Regions from separate parts of the Homo sapiens genome. Here region 1 is linked to region 2. Evidence: read pairs that join two places in POLR2A ChIA-PET (ENCODE). Cell type or tissue: B cell. All regions are shown on one strand. Region 1 overlaps STIM2 (stromal interaction molecule 2). Region 2 overlaps STIM2 (stromal interaction molecule 2).

The links. Peaks named below come from ENCODE experiments on the same cell type or tissue, not always from the same donor. Only the 100,000 strongest peaks of a DNase experiment are listed, where the experiment ranks them.
Region 1: POLR2A ChIA-PET joins it to region 2 with 10 read pairs; 5 of 35 experiments call an interaction of 5 or more read pairs at or near these places.

The regions. Positions count from the first base shown.
Region 1 is chr4:26,928,634-26,936,633 of GRCh38, forward strand. All of the region lies in intron 2 of STIM2 (stromal interaction molecule 2), which reads left to right. Among named protein-coding and RNA genes, the nearest start is that of STIM2, 72 kb to the left of the region's middle. In B cell, no CTCF peak of the experiment used is centred here; no DNase peak of the experiment used is centred here; H3K27ac peaks cover 2,794 bases.
Region 2 is chr4:26,988,973-26,996,972 of GRCh38, forward strand. STIM2 (stromal interaction molecule 2) reads left to right here. Exons shown (of 12, transcript NM_020860.4): 4 at 6,407-6,518. Among named protein-coding and RNA genes, the nearest start is that of STIM2, 130 kb to the left of the region's middle. In B cell, no CTCF peak of the experiment used is centred here; DNase peaks (open chromatin) are centred at 3,989, 4,099 and 6,399; H3K4me3 peaks cover 3,555 bases; H3K27ac peaks cover 6,654 bases.

The DNA.
Region 1 (8,000 bases), 60 kb before region 2:
AAAGTGCTTGGATGACAGGCATGCACCAGCGTTTATCAGATATTAAATGCACATGTGCAAAGTGTTATCACCACTCTGCAAAACAAATTAAGCATACATGGCTGTGTAATTTATATTTCAGTGGAAATCTTATTGAGTCTTTTAAATTTCAGTGGAATTTTAGGCATGTTGTAATAAAAGTTAGAACTAAATAAAACTTAGGCTTAAAAAGTAGAGCTTAGAATTCTTTGATATGAGAGGTGAATTTTAATATTTAAAAACAGAAGATGATATCTTTCTGTATTTCTCTTACTATTTAAATGCAAACACAACATGCCTTTATATTTTACTACTACCTAAAAGAATGTAGAAATCCACTGTCCAGTGTGGTAGCCACTAGCCATATTTGGCTATTGAGCATTCGAAGTTGAGGTGTGCTATAAAGTATAAAACACACTTGAAATTTTGAAGGCTTATATGAGAAGAATAATATTAAATATCTAATTTGAAAATATTGATTACCTGTTGGAGATATTTTAGACATATTGGGTTACATGAAATATAATATTAAAATTTACTTCCTTTGTTTTTACTCAGTGTAACTTCTAGAAAACAAAATTATGTATGTAGCTCACATTTTATTTCTATTAGCACTGATCTAGGCTCTGTGTGATGTGTTTGTATGCTTTAAAGGATGAATTATTAATTCTGCAGTTCTTGTACTATAGTCCTTCAGTTCAATATAGGTGCATTTTGGTTTGTATTTCTTGTTAAGGTGTCTTTTTGAAAGAAATAAGCAATAATTATTTTATGGACCTTTACTGGCCTTCACTAGGAGACTTTATACGTTTGATAGGAAACCTTAGCCCAAATTTTAAAGTACTTAATTTCTTGTGATTTTAGCCCAAATTTTAAAGTACTTAATTTCTTGTGATTTTTGTTTTGTTTTGAAATGTTGCTTTTCTAAAAAAAATTCAGAAAAGTATTTAGCATTTGAAAATTCTGTTTAAAAACTTATTTTTTTTTCTCTTTAGTATCCTCTGTTTTGTATTTGGTCATATGAAAAATTCTTTATTTTTATAATTTATTTAATATTGAGCTAATATCTGATGGCCTATTTTATACCAGATACTCAAATAGTTGCTTGGAATAGATTAGGAACAAGATAGACAAAATCTGTGCCTTTAAGTGAACATTCAGGTAGGGCTTGTGGGAAGGAGACTAAACAAAATAAGTAAGCAGGGGCAGGGGGATCATTATCAGTTAGAGATGATGGGGGCTGTAATGTTCTATAGGGTGGCAGGCAAAGTGAGGGTAACACTTAAAGTGTATCATGTGTACAGTACTTGGACAAATAAGAGAATAAATGTCTGATAACTTTCCAGGGCTATGTTAAAACTGAATTTGGAGTACTTTGGGTGCTTCAGATCAGGAATAGGATATAAAGCTTTTGCTGTCTAGGTCATCATCTTCTGGACCAACATAAAAAAGGTTAGATGTCAATGTGTGCAGAATCTGTGATCTGTTAAGATTGAATTGTTGATTGCATTCAAGGCTGCACGGTCTGTCAATTTTAGTGAAATTTTGGAAAGTGTAGGTATTTGGTCAACAAATAATTTAAATAAGAGAAATTAATGGTTTTGTTGCCCTGAGCACAGCAGTGGAGTTCACATTGTTATTGCTCATTTTGTGACTGAAAAGTTTTATCATAGATTCTAGTGTATATGAATTTTGTTTTCTGTTCTTACCTTTCCCTCTTTTTCTTTGAATGAACATTTTTTTCATTCCTTTCCTTGTTCTAGTTTTTCTTTGTTTTTATTTATTCTTTTTCATTTTACCACCTGGAATAGGTAGTTTTAGAGGTTTTTTTTTATCAGTTTGTTTGATATACATATATAAAACAAAATCAACTTTAAGACCTACTTATCTGAAAAGTCCATTGTACCTAGTATTTCAGTATTCCTTATGTTACATATGCTGCCTTCACAATACATTCTTTGCCATGATTTTTATACCTGTTGGAAAGCTTAGTTAACAACACAGATGTGTCTGTGGAGAGTCACTTAAGAAAATAGGCAAAATTAGGATTAGACAAAAAAGAAGGCAATGCATTTTAAAATTGAACAGTGTGTTTTGAATTATGTGGGGTATTGTGTCCAAAAGATTAAATACATATATTTTTTGCTGAAGTTTTCTAAGGTTAACTTTTAACTTATGTGTTAGTTTATTGCTATGTAACAAATGACCCCAAAACTTAGTGGCTTAAAGCAACACACATTTCTCATTTCATGGTTTCTGTGGGTCAGAAATCTTAGTGCAGCTTAGGTGGGTCTTCTGGCTCTGGGTCTTTCACAGGGCTGCAATTAAGATATCAGCTGGGGTTGTGTCATCTCAAGGCCTGATTAGGGGAGGATCCACTTAAAAACCTACTCATATAGCTGTTAGTCTCAGAGGTCCTCAATGGCTGTTGGAGATACCAGTTTTCTGCCGTATAAGTCTCTCTGTAGGCAGTTTATAACATGACAATGGGGTTCCCTCAGCCCACTGTTTCACTCTCTCAGAGTGAGAGGGAGCTCTGAGAGAAAGAGAAGGGGCAGTAATGTGGACGTCATAATCTTTTTGTGACTAATGCTGGAAGTGACGTCCCATCACTTTTGCTGTATTCTACTCATGGGAAGTGAGTTACTAGGTCCAGCCAACCATCACGGGGAGACAAATACAAGGATGTGGGTATCATTGGGAGCCATTTCAGAGACTGCTTACCACAGTTTATTTTGATAATTTACTAACTAGAAATATTTGATGGGAGATTCTCAAGCCATAGAAATATAGAGTATAAAAGCAGTAAAGTTATAAAATTTCCTTTAAAAGGCTTTGTTTTGGAAATGTCCCACAATAAAACCCATTGTGTTCATCTTTGTAATAGGATATGTGTAGAATTTTAAAGCCTGATTAAAAGTTATCTATTGAGTAGAGCTTTGCAGTGAATGGTGACTCTAATTACATGCACAAATGTACCAGTGTAATTTGTTTGACTGAAGGATCACTTGACATTCTTCTGAAAGAACAAGCAGGGCAAAGGGAAGGGAAGGGCATAGGTGCTAGAGAAGTCTTGCTGTCTATTAACTTACAGTTACTGAGGTACTTTCCTATATACTGAAATTTTCATAATTTCATGATTTGTTTAGTTAATATAACGATACCATAAAAATAGAGACTTTAATTCTTTCTGGAAAATAATGGCAATCAGCACACAATTAAAGTAGCAGAGAATGTTAGTAAGTGTTTTATGGGAAAATGGATTACGTGGTCAAAATTGGGAAATGCTGGATTAGTTTTGTAGGACTTCTTAAACTTAAATTTATAGATTTATATACTAAGATAACATTTATTGAGCATTTACTATTTGTTCCATCGTATAAGCACTTTTGTATGTACTATGGTATGGACTCCTTATAACAACTGTATTAGCTAAGAATCTACTCTTATTATCTTATATGCAGATGAGGAAACAGTTTGGTGGATTAGGCAATATGCCCATAGTTACAAGCTTGTAAATGATAGAGTTGAGGTTTTGAAGCCAGGCCAACTCCAGAACCCATGTTCTTGACTTCTAGTGTTTCTTGTTTCTCTGTGTTAATGTAGATTATTAATCTTCAAAGGATGGTGAATCTTAACGTCTGTTTGACAAGGAACTTTTGTAATACAAACTGTCTCTTAAGTTTGGCATAATGTAAGTGGTCAGTCGGTTTTTGTTTGAGTTTTTTTTCCTGAAAATTGATAATTGCTACCAAAATAACACCACACAGATTTTTCAGTGACTTTAACATAACTCGTTAGTACTGACACTAAACTTACTGTAGCATCTGATCAAAGATAAAGTCATTTTAGCAATTGATAAATTGAACATCGTTTGCTAAATTTGATGCTTTTGTTTTGCATTTATTAAATTTTTCATGGTAGTATATCTTGGCTATAAATGTCTAAATAGTACTTAATAAGCATCTAATAAATGTTTGTTTAACGAATGAATATTGGAAAATCAAACTTTTGGAATGGCCTGGGCCTGTAAGTGACCATGGAGAGCCCATGGTGATCATGGGTTAGGAGCACTCTCTGGAGCTAAGCAGCAGCAGCAACTGCTTAGTACTTGTCAACAACAGAAAAATAATTAAGAGCTGAAGAAACTAACTTCGGTTCAGCAGTCTTTTATTGAGCACCTATTGTCTGCCAGACAGTGTGCTAGATGTTGGCTTTGCAAAGATAAACAAAGGCATCTGGTCATTTCATGGAAAAAACACATAACGACTTGTCCTGAAAGAACTGAGAAGTAATAAAGAATCAATGTGTACATGAGAGACTAGAAGTGAGAAAAGACATGAGAAAGCAGCAGATTAATGCTGGTATGATCTGTGGATATCAAGAAAGTAAGGCAACAGTGGAAAACATAAAAGAGCTTGTGGGAGAGTGAATCTGAGGTAAGAGGTCTCTGTACCCCGGATATATTAGCGCTTAATGCAGAGGGCACGCAAGTCATAGGCCAGCACTTCTAGTCTGCAGAACTGCTATTGAGAGCTCAAAAAAAAAAAAAAAAGTTAGTGTCTGGAATTCTTCATTTTTTCATATCTGTTCTTATGAAAACATTTTATCGTACTTAAAGGTAAATATTAAGGGGAAGTTGGAAAGTTAACAGAAAAGTTATTATATGTTGAAGAAAATTATGGATTTTTAGATATAGAAGTGAGTCTTCTGCTGAACAGATTTACAAGTTGAGGAAAAGGTGAAAGATACCTAGTAGATTTGATGCAAATGTGGAGAAACCTGTGGTTCAAATACAGTCCTTCAAATGGCATTGTTGAATCAATTAGCATTTCTGATAGCAGCAAAAAGGAAAATGACTTTCTATAGGTCAAAAGTGGCTCTACTGTCATATTTTTCCAAACTGTTTTTATATTATCATCCTCATATTTTTCCAGACTGTTTTTTATCATATGCTTTGGGTTTTGCAGAGGGTGGTAGCACACACTTGTAATCTCAGCCAACTCAGGAGGCTAAGGTAGGAAGATCACTTGAGCTAAGGAGTTGGAGACTAGCCTGGGCAGTATAACGAGACCTGATCTCAAAAAAAAAAAAAAAAAAAAAACAAGAAAAAAAAGGTTTTTGAGTATGTGCTTCCTGATATAATTTTAAAATAAATAGCTGTATATAAGTAGTGTGTATGGATACATATATAACATATATAAACACATTCAAACTATTGTACTAATGTTACATGTTTTTAAAATACCCGCAAAAATACGGCTGGGTGCATTGGCTCACGCCTGTAATCCCAGCACTTTGGGAGGCTGAGGGGAGAGGATCACTTGAATTCAGGCATTTGAGACCACCCTGGCCAACTTGCTGAAACCTCGTCTCTACTAAAAATACAAAAATTAGCCGGGCGTGGTGGCACGCGCCTGTAATCCCAGCTACTTGGGAGGCTGAGGCAGAAGAATCACTTGAACCCAGGAGGCGGAGTTTGCAGTGAGCCGAGATCGTGCCCCTGCCCTCTGGCCTGGGCAAAAGAGCGAGACTATCTCAAAAAAAGAAAAAAAAATACCCACAAAAATATAGATTAAAAAAATGAGATAAAATTAAATGTAAATGTAAATTCTAATATTTTCTCAAAATTTCAAGTGGATTAGATTATACATCCTTTTTGGGTGTCGGCAACCCAAATTTGGAGACCACTGTGCTAATGAATTGTAAAGCAATGTCATATTATAAGTCACACAGATTTCATTCCATTTTCATAAGAACAGACAATTGTGAGAATTTCTCAAGAAAGCAAGTTCTAGAGACACTTGCTAATGTTAATATTTGTTCTTCTCTAATTTTCATGGCCACTGTTTGCAGGTTTCTTCATCATATAGCACATTAGTTGCTGACCTTTTAATGATGTCCACTGTGCATTTTATGATTAAAATTAGTTCTGATACTTGTGATACCTGTAAGAAGTGGTAATATAAGAATAGAACAAGGCTAGGCGCGGTGGCTCATGCCTGCAGTCCCAGCACTTCGGGAGGCCGAGGTGGGTGAATCTCCTGAGGTCAGGAGTTTGAGACCAGCCTGACCAACATGGAGAAACCCTGTCTCTACACAAAATACAAAATTAGATGGGCATATTGGCACATGCCTGCAATCCCAGCTACTCAGGAGGCTGAGGCAGGAGAATCACTTGAACCCGGGAGGTGGAGGTTGTAGTGAGCCGAGATCGCGCCATTGAACTACAGCCTGGGCAATAAGAGCGAAACTCCATCTCAAAAAAAAAAAAAAAAAAAAAAAGAACAAAGTTCACTTATTTATACTAGTTTAGGGAAAAAAAGCAGAGAATGAGTGAGGCAGAAAGTGTAGATATCATTTTGATAAGGGAAGACATGATTAAACTTTTTAAAATATCTTTTCCTATAAATTTGCCACTATGTCTTTATATTTTAGCTGCAAATTCTATTTTAAAATTTAATTTATATCTGGATTGTGGATGTCTGTTGATCTGAAGAGACCCAGGAAGTAATGATTTTGGACGCCATTGATTAGGAATCTGGAAGAAAGATTCTTATGTAGGTGGAAGTCATCTTATAGGGTATGTGTAAGGTATTTTGGTCTTCAGCAACTCACCAAAGCGTGCTGAGCATTACATACTTGTTTGTCATTTTGGTTACCTCTTCTTTGTTTACGTATATGTAACTATAGTTTAAATTATTCAAAATGAGATAGGCACTCTATACATCTTTTAGAAGCAAGATATTAAATAGAAAAAGGTTAGGGCCACCCTAATACTTCTCATTTAGCTTACAGAGTGAGAAAGGAGGGAAAGAAGTAGATGAAAATGGAGTTGGTGTAGTTCCAAGAAATTGCTCTAAGGAGTAAATAAATTGATGCTCCCTTGACAAGCAGTATTAACTTAACATGAAAACTTGTTAGAAATGCAAATTCTTGAGCCCCACCCCAACCCTACTGAATCAGCAGCTTGGGGATGGGACCTAGCAATCCGTTTTAACAAATCCTCTGGGTGATTCTGATGAAGTTTGAGAACCACTAGACTTTCAGGACTCTGATAGTAGCCAGAAGCTCTTTATCTTGACCTTTTATGAGTAGACAGTATAGTTACAAATCTTACTTTTTTTATGATTAGGTCTTTGAAAATATGGTTCATGACTTACTCTTTGTACCTTGATAAATCTTAAAGTTTTGCATTATATTTTTACAGTTCTTTTAATCTCAGGCACAATATTTATAAATATAAATACTACTGTGATGCTCTTGCAAGATACCTTGTTTTCTGCTCCTGTATTTTGTGACTTTACTTTTGCCAAGTTCAACCTTAAAAATTTCTTTGTATGTTTTATAGGAAGTCATTGACATTCAGTTACTATAAAGCAGGGTTGTATTTGTCTTTTTTATGTGGGGGAGGATCTTTTGGTTTTTAAAGTAAGATGGTTCTGTAACCTAGATGGTTAAGAATCATTGTGCAAGTTATTGAGACAGATTTTAAGAAAACATCTGATGATTTTATATTAGAATATTTCTTACTTAAATTGTGAAACTTCTACCTGGTCCCAGCATTTATTTAGTTTAGTACTTATGTCCTTATGTCCTGACAATTATAGTAACCTATTTACTGGAGTTTCTTCTCTGTCTCTTGCTTTTCCAGTTCATTTACCAACTGCTGTTGAGTTATCTTTTTGTTTATGACATTTGATAAGAGCTGATCCTCCCAGAGCATTTGTGGTCATGTATCTGCTTGTCCCTCAAAGCAACCACAATAGAAAACAGCTTTCTCTTATTCTACTGTTTCTTATCATCCAGACTATCTAATCTCTATGCTTGAGTTCTGATTTATTATTGGGGGTTCCCTCTTGCTGAGGCTGTCTTAGTCATAGGCCATTTGAGAAACACCATTGGTTGTATATAGTTCAGTTATATACAGATTAAATAGGATTTTGTGAACTAGGAAGTTAAACACCATAACATAGTTTCTG
Region 2 (8,000 bases):
CTCCCAGGCTGGGGTACAGTAGCGCAGTCTTGGCTCACTGCAGCCTCTGTCTCCTGGGTTCAAGAGATTCTCCTGCCTCAGCCTCCGGAATAGCTGGGATTACAGGTATTTACCACTATGCCTGGCTAATTTTTGTATTTATAGTAGAGACAGGGTTTTGCCATGTTGGCCAGGCTGGTCTCGAACTCCTGTCCTCAGGTGATCCACCCACCCTGGTCTCCCAAAGTGGTAGGATTACAGACATGAGCCACCACACACGGCCCAGTTTAAATGAATTTTAAAGGTGGTCTAGATCAATTTTATTATTTTGCATGTTAAGATGCAAGGACTGTTCAACACACAAATCAATAAATGTGCTACCTCACATCAATAGAATCAAGGTCAAAAACTATATGATCTTTTCAATAGATGCTAAAAAGCATTTAATAAATTCAGCATCCCTTCATGATAAAAACCTTCAACAAATTGGGTATATAAGGAGCATACCTCAACACAATAAAGGCCATATATGACAAGCCCAAAAGCTGTGTGTTTCGTGCCGAATGGGGAAAAATTGAAAGCCTTTCCACTAAGATCTGAAACAAGACAAGGATGCCCACTTTCACCACTTTTATTCAGTGTAATACCAGAAATACTAGCCAGAATAATTAAGCAAAAGAAATAAATAAAAGGCATTCAAATTGAAAGGGAAGACGTCAAATTATCCTTGGTTGAAGGGGACATGATCTTATATTTAGAAAAACCTAGACTTCACCAGAAAACTCTTAGAACTGATAAATGAATTTAGTAAAGTTACAGGATACAAAATCAACCTACAAAAGGCAGTAGCATCTCTATACATTAGCAGAGATCACTCTGAAAAAGAAATCAAGAAAGCAATCTTCTTTACAATAGGTACCAAAAAATATACCTAGAAACGAATTTAACCAAGGAAGTGAAAAATCTCTACAAAGAAAATTATAAAACACTGATTAAAGAAATTGAAGAGGATTCACAAAAAAGGAAAGATATGCTTATGGATTGGAAGAATTCATCTTGTTAAAATGTCTTTACTACCTAAAGTGATCTACAGATTTAATACAATCCCTATCAAAATACCAATTATATCCTTCACAGAAATAGAAAAAAAAATCCTAAAATTTGTATGAAACCACAAAAGACCATGAATATCTATAGCAATTCTTGAGCAAAAAGAACACTGCTGGAGATATCACACTACCTGAATTCAAATTATATTACAAAGCTATAATAACCAAAGCATCATGGTACCGGCATAAAAACAGACACATATACCAACGAAACAGAATAGAGAACCCAGAAATAAATCCATACACTTTTAGCCAACTCATTTTCAACAAAGGCACCCAAAATGTGCATTGGGGAAGGAATGGTCTGTTTAATAAATGGTGCTAGGAAAACTGGATATCTCTATGCAGAAGAATGAATCTAGATCTCTACCATATGCAAAAATCAACTCAAAATTGATTAAAGACTTAAATGTAAGATCTGAAACTATTAGAAAACATTGAGGAAAGGCTTCAGGACATTAGGCTGGACAAGAAGCTTTTTGGGTTAAGACCTGAAAAGCATAGGCAACAAAAGCAAAAACAGACAAATGGGATTGTATCAAGCTAAAAAGCTTCTGCATGGCAAAGGAAACAATGAACAAAGTGAAGAGACAACCTATGGGGTGGGAGAAAATTTGCAAACTATCCTTCTGACAAGAGATTAATAACCAGAATATATAAGGAACTCAAACAGCTCAATAGCAGAAAAACAAATAATCTGAGTAAAAAATGGGCAAAAGACCTGAGTAGGCATAAAGACATACCAGTGGCCCACAGGTATACGAAAAAATGTTCAGCATCACTAATCATCAGGGAAATGCAAATCCAAACTACAATGAGATATTATCACACTCCAGTTTGAATGGCTGTTATCAAAAAGACAAAAAATTACAAATGCTGTTGAAGGTGTGGAGAAAGGGGAACTCTTACATACTATTTGTGGGAATGTAAAGTAGTACAGTTATTAAGGAAAACAGTATGGAGGTTTCTCAAAAAAACTAAAAATAGAGCTAGCATATGATTCAGCAGATTCACTGCTGAATATATGTCTAAAAGAAAGGAAATCATTGTTCCAAATGATACCTGCACTCTCATGTTTACTGCAGCACTATTCACAATAGGCAAGATGTGGAATCAACCTAAGTGTCCATCATCAGGTGGATGGATAAAGAAAATGTGGTATGTATACACAATGGAATATTATTCAGCCATAAAAAAGAATAAAATCCCGTTATTTACAGCAAAATGGAACTGAAGATCATTATGTTAAGTGAAATAAACCAGGCACAGAAAGACAAATATCACACGTTCTTCCTCAGATATAGGAGCTAAAAAAGTGGATTTTATGGAAGTAGAGAGTAGAATGGTGGTTACCAGAGGCTGGGAAGCGAAGAGGGGAATGAAGAGAAGTTGGTTAATGGGTACAAAAATGCAGTTAGGTAGAAGTAATAAGTTCTAGTATTTGATACTAAAGTAGGGAAATTAAAGTTAACAGTAATTTATTGTGTGTTTCCAAATAGCTGGAAGATAATTATAATGGTTCCAACATGGAGAAAAGATAAATGTTTGAGGTGATGGATATCTCAGTTACCCTGATTTGATCATCACACATTGTATACGTGTATCAAAATACCATATGTACTCCCAACATATGTATAACATCAATTTAAAAAAGAGAATCTGAGCTGTAGTTAAATAATGTGGCTATGATATTATCCTGAATCAGTGGCACAGCTGGGAGTAAAATCAGGTCTGTTTCCATTCCAGAGTTCTTTTCATTAGTCTTAGAATAAATTGCCAAAAATCCCTTTGAGACACTGACCTGTAGCACTGGCCACAACTTCAAGCAGAAACAATATAAGTTAACATTTTAGAAGCTGGCATTTCTGTAGCTCTGCAGATTGGGAAAGATACCTTTAAAAGGAATGGTGTATCTCTCTCTGCTTGCCCTCTGATGGAAGTGTTGTTTAGCAACAGCATCTATAAAAGATCAGTGAGAGGCAGGTAATAAGGAACCAGATAATTCTTAAATGAGTAATTCTTTTACCATCAAGAATTTCTTATGTAATGAAAAATCGCTTGTACCCCAAAAGCTATTGAAATTTAGAAAATGTTAAAAAAGAATTTCTTATACATACAAATCCTTGTCTCACCATTAAAATGTAAAATTAGATTTTCATAAGACTTATTAATTAAACATGTTCTACGTCATTCAACAGCATCCAACAAATAATTTGTTGAGTGCCTTTATACCAAGTGCTAGGGTTAGAGTGATGAGCAGAAGACTTATACTTTACTGAAATAAACAGTTGTTGAAGTAACAATCATACAGATAAGTAGTTATAGTTATTTAAATGCTATGCATAAAAGCTACTAAGGGATTAATAATCAGGGGCTGGGTGTGGTGTCTCATACCTGTAATCTCAGCACTTTGAGAGGCAGAGGAGTTCAAGAGATCAGCCTATGCAACATAGCAAGACCCTATCTCTACAAAAAAAGGAAAAAAAAGGTTATATAGTAATGTTCAGAAAGGTTCACTTGAAGAATTAAAGTTTTAGCTGAGATATGAAGGTTTAATGAAACAAAAAGGTGGAGGGATAGCAAAAAGGAGCTTATACTCAGCAAACAGCACGTACAGAGGCCCTGAAGAAGGACATAGTATGATCTGTCCTAAGAAATGAAAGACAACTAGAGTATTTGGAACAGAGAATGCTAATAAAAAATGCAAGTCCTGGTCATGAGAAGAGAAGTGAAGGTGTTTACTAAGTATCACCAAGGAAACCACAGCAAAAGGAGAAGTGAATCTCCCCCCAAAATAAATGGTTCTGTTAGATCTGTTGTTTTAAAGATTCGTTGTCAAGACCACTACAATTTTCAATTTGCTAAGCAGAGTATTACTAAGATTTGGGCAGTTTTAATATGTTCTTTTTCATTTGATTTTTCTTCCTTTCTGTACTGACTTACTGGAAATTGTGGGATGACTTTGATGTGCTGAAGTGTTTAGATCAGGAATTTTCACTGTTGAACAGTCATAGAGAGAATCTTATCTTGTTTTCTTGGCTGGGGATTTTGTGTGGGCGTGTGAGGTACAGCTGCACCATGAGTTTTTTGGCAGTGAGGACAGGGCAATTCTCAATGCAGTTCATCTTGAATAGGAAGAAACTTAAGAGTAAAAAGTCTACTTTGAATGCACTAAATTCAGTGGAAAACACCCAGGGCCTGAACCTTCAGCTGACATCCTGTTACTTGGTTAAATGGATACAGCAGCCTCAGGCCCATGTCCAGGTTTTATGGTAGGAACACATGAAGGGGAGAACAGTCAAGGCTTTGTTTCAATATAAAACTATCAGTTACCACATCTAGTTTTAAATGTTTTTGGTTTTTGTTTGTGGTTTATTTAAGCTTTTTCTCTAAAGAACACTTAATAAAAAAGGCAGATTGATGGAAACCTAGCTTTGCTTGCAAGTATGAATTCATATTTTTATGTAGCTTATCAGAAAGATTTTTTTCAGATTTATTTATATACAGATGGATTCCCAGATCTGCTTTTATTGCTCACGTTTTCTTCACTCTCCCTTGATCTCTTCTGTAGTCTATAAGCATTAACCCTCAAATTAAATGCAGACAGTATAGAACTATTCATTTGTAAGCACACTTACATCCTTCCCTTTGCATAAACTCATCATTACTCTTCATAAGCAGAAACCTCTGAACTGCGTCCAGCGCTTAACTGCTTGTTTATATCTTTACTGTTATTTAGTATTACTACTTTCAGAGTAGTATAAAGTTTTGTTCTGTGAACAGTTTGCCTGAGTTCAAATCCAGTCCTGCTGCTTACTTTGTTGGTTCCATTAGCTTTTTAGTTTTTAACTTCCAAAATAAAGATAATTATGTTAGAACCTCGTAAGTTTTTTTTAAGACTTAAGAAAATGCATACAAAGGACTTAATTTAAAATAAATATCCAGGAGAAGAGATGCTAGTTATTTTATTCTTGATTTAGGTCCAGTCTTCTAGAATCTATTAATAGCTGTCTTTTCTGGTTGATGTCATTTAGTCTAAAGATCATCTGTATGTTGGTGACTTCCCACCAATACCTCTGTTCCTAACCTCACTTTTTCCTAAGCTCCAGACTTGCAGATCTGACTGCTGCTCTATTATCTACACTTAAATGTCAAATGCATACTTCAAACATAACGTGTCTTAAAACAACTTTTGATCTCTGTCACCGGCCCCTGCTCGTTTCCCCAATCTTTTCCTCCCCATTCTTTTCTATCTCAGTTAATGGTAGCACCCTCTGTACTTTTGGCTTTTGTTTAGCTACCAGCCCCTGTCCATTTCATCAGCGCATCTTAATAGCATTATCCCCAGAATATATCCTGAATCTGACTCCTTGTTGTCATCTTATCTACTACTATCATAGTCTAAGATGATGACCCTTTCCTGTCTAGGCAATTATATAAGGAATGGTCTTCTTATTTCTCCGTATTTCATGATAAGACTGGACCATTTTTAGTCTTATCATGAACAATCTATTCTCCACATTGAAGAACAACATTCTAAAAAAAGATTATTCCCCTTCTTTTTATTGAAATTAGAAAACTGTCCAGAGTTCTTGAAAGCCTTTCATGACCTAGCTCCTCTCTGACTTTCTGCCAGTCTCTCAAACACTGCTAGTTCATTCCATCTGAAGGCTTTTTTTTACAGCCTTTTCCTCTCTTTGGGATATTTTTCACCCATGTCTTCACAATGGGACTCCTTGCAATTTTTAGGTCTCAGATGTCAGCTCCTTAGAGAGGCTTACCCTGACATCTTTCCTGCTTTTCTTAAGTTAATCACTATCTGAAATTTCCCTTCCTCTTCTTCCTTCTTTCATAAAGTGCCCCTCCCCAAACCCAAAGGAATTTAAGTTCCATACAAGGACTTTATCCGTTTTATTCACTGCCATATGCCCAGTGCTTAGAATGAAATCTGGTATTCAGAATGTTTTCGGTATTACAATACTATATGGGTGGATGGCTAGATGAAAGAATGAACAAGTATGTATCTGGTAATTTTCTACAACCAGAAAAATGATAGATTATTTCATTCTTACAAACTTGTATAGGTGTTTATTTTCGAATTAATCATGCTAATCTTTGTCCTAATTGCTTTTACTATCACTTCTGTTTTTGATTGTAAGGCTTTCTTCTTCTCATAGAGTGCTAGATACAGTTTTGGTACTTAATGTTGATTAAATTGAAAATGCAATCTAATATCTTTATATTCTCTGAAATTATAGAATATGTATTTCTGAAAGCAGGTGTGTTTAAAATATGCATTCCCCTTTTATCTCCTGCAGTTCATAATTGGACCCTTGAAGACACTCTTCAGTGGTTGATAGAGTTTGTTGAACTACCCCAATATGAGAAGAATTTTAGAGACAACAATGTCAAAGGAACGACACTTCCCAGGTGAGTCTTTGTTATGCAAATGTATTTTCCACTCAGGGAGAATTATATGCTAGATGTCATTTCCCCATACTGAATCTACAAGTTACTTCCGTGGCTGAGGGCACAAAGGAAATATAAATATATCCATTCTTTAATCTTTCTAAATTATGCATTTTCAAGTTTTAATCAATTTTTCTTGTCTAAATAATCAGGCTCTTGGAAAAATTATTTCCAAGGAACATGATTTTGAGTTTCAGAAGATGGGTCAACTATATCATTTGTAAATAACATCAAGGGTCAACTTTTGGCCAATCTAAGAAAAACTTTTTTATTTGATACTGATTCATTTTTATGAACACATCTACTTGAATGAATTAATGTGCGTCTCTTTCTTGTGACATTTTAAATGACAATAACCATCGAATTATGGCGTCTATACGTTATACCTGAATTTTAAAAATGAAATTAATAAAAAATAGCAACCATTTTAAAATGTATGCTACATAGAAGTACTTTATATTATCTCATTTAACCCTCATGATTAAAATGAGGTATATATTGTCCTTCCCATTTTACAGGTTAAAAAAACCAAGTCAGAGACAAGTTAAACATTTTGCCCAAGGCAGCATTTAAACCCAGATAGATTTGATAGCAAAGTCCAGGTTGCCAGTTTATCCCTTAGGTGTCTGAATCCAGTTGTTCTCTAAATTTTATTTTCTAAATTATATCTAAATTGTATCATTTGCAAGTACCAAATGATATAATTTAGAAATTATAATTTTTAATTAATTTAATTAACTTAATAATCTTGAAGGATTTAAATGTCAAAATTTGCAATGATTCTACCAGAATTTTTTACCCTTACAAGATTGCTTCTTAAGTTTTATTTTTCCCTGGATGATTTCCTACATCCAAAAAGACTCTAATCAGTTATTACAATCTAATCATTATATGTAATGAAATATATACATTGTGTCCCTAGTCAACTTCCTTACATGCCCTATTTAGATAAGTATCCTTTGTTGCTTTGAGGTTTGTATTTTGATCAAGTTGAAAGTTTTCAAATCTGTTTTAAATGTATTCTGAACATCAACATTAGTATTTCTGATTTTATTATACACATGACTAGAATGATGAAATTATAGGGATAAGAGTCAATTTGATAAGTACTTACTGAATATCTTTTATGTTCATGGTACAACTAGATGCTTGAAAGAAGACAAAAATCAAATAAAATATAGTTATTTTAATTAAAACAAGTTCTTAAATTAAAACAGAGTCAAACATTAAAATGAGATTAGAATTTATTTATTTATATATGTTGCCCTGGGTATGAGGAACAATAGGAATTTTCTTGTTGCCTTTTGAGAAACTTGTTTGTTTAACAACAACATGAAATAAAATAGGCTAATCTGAGTTTTGACAGTCAGTGTTATAGCTACTCATTTCCTTTGGTTAAGTAAAGATGATCAGAGATGCTTCCAATTCTGGTAAAATTGTGAC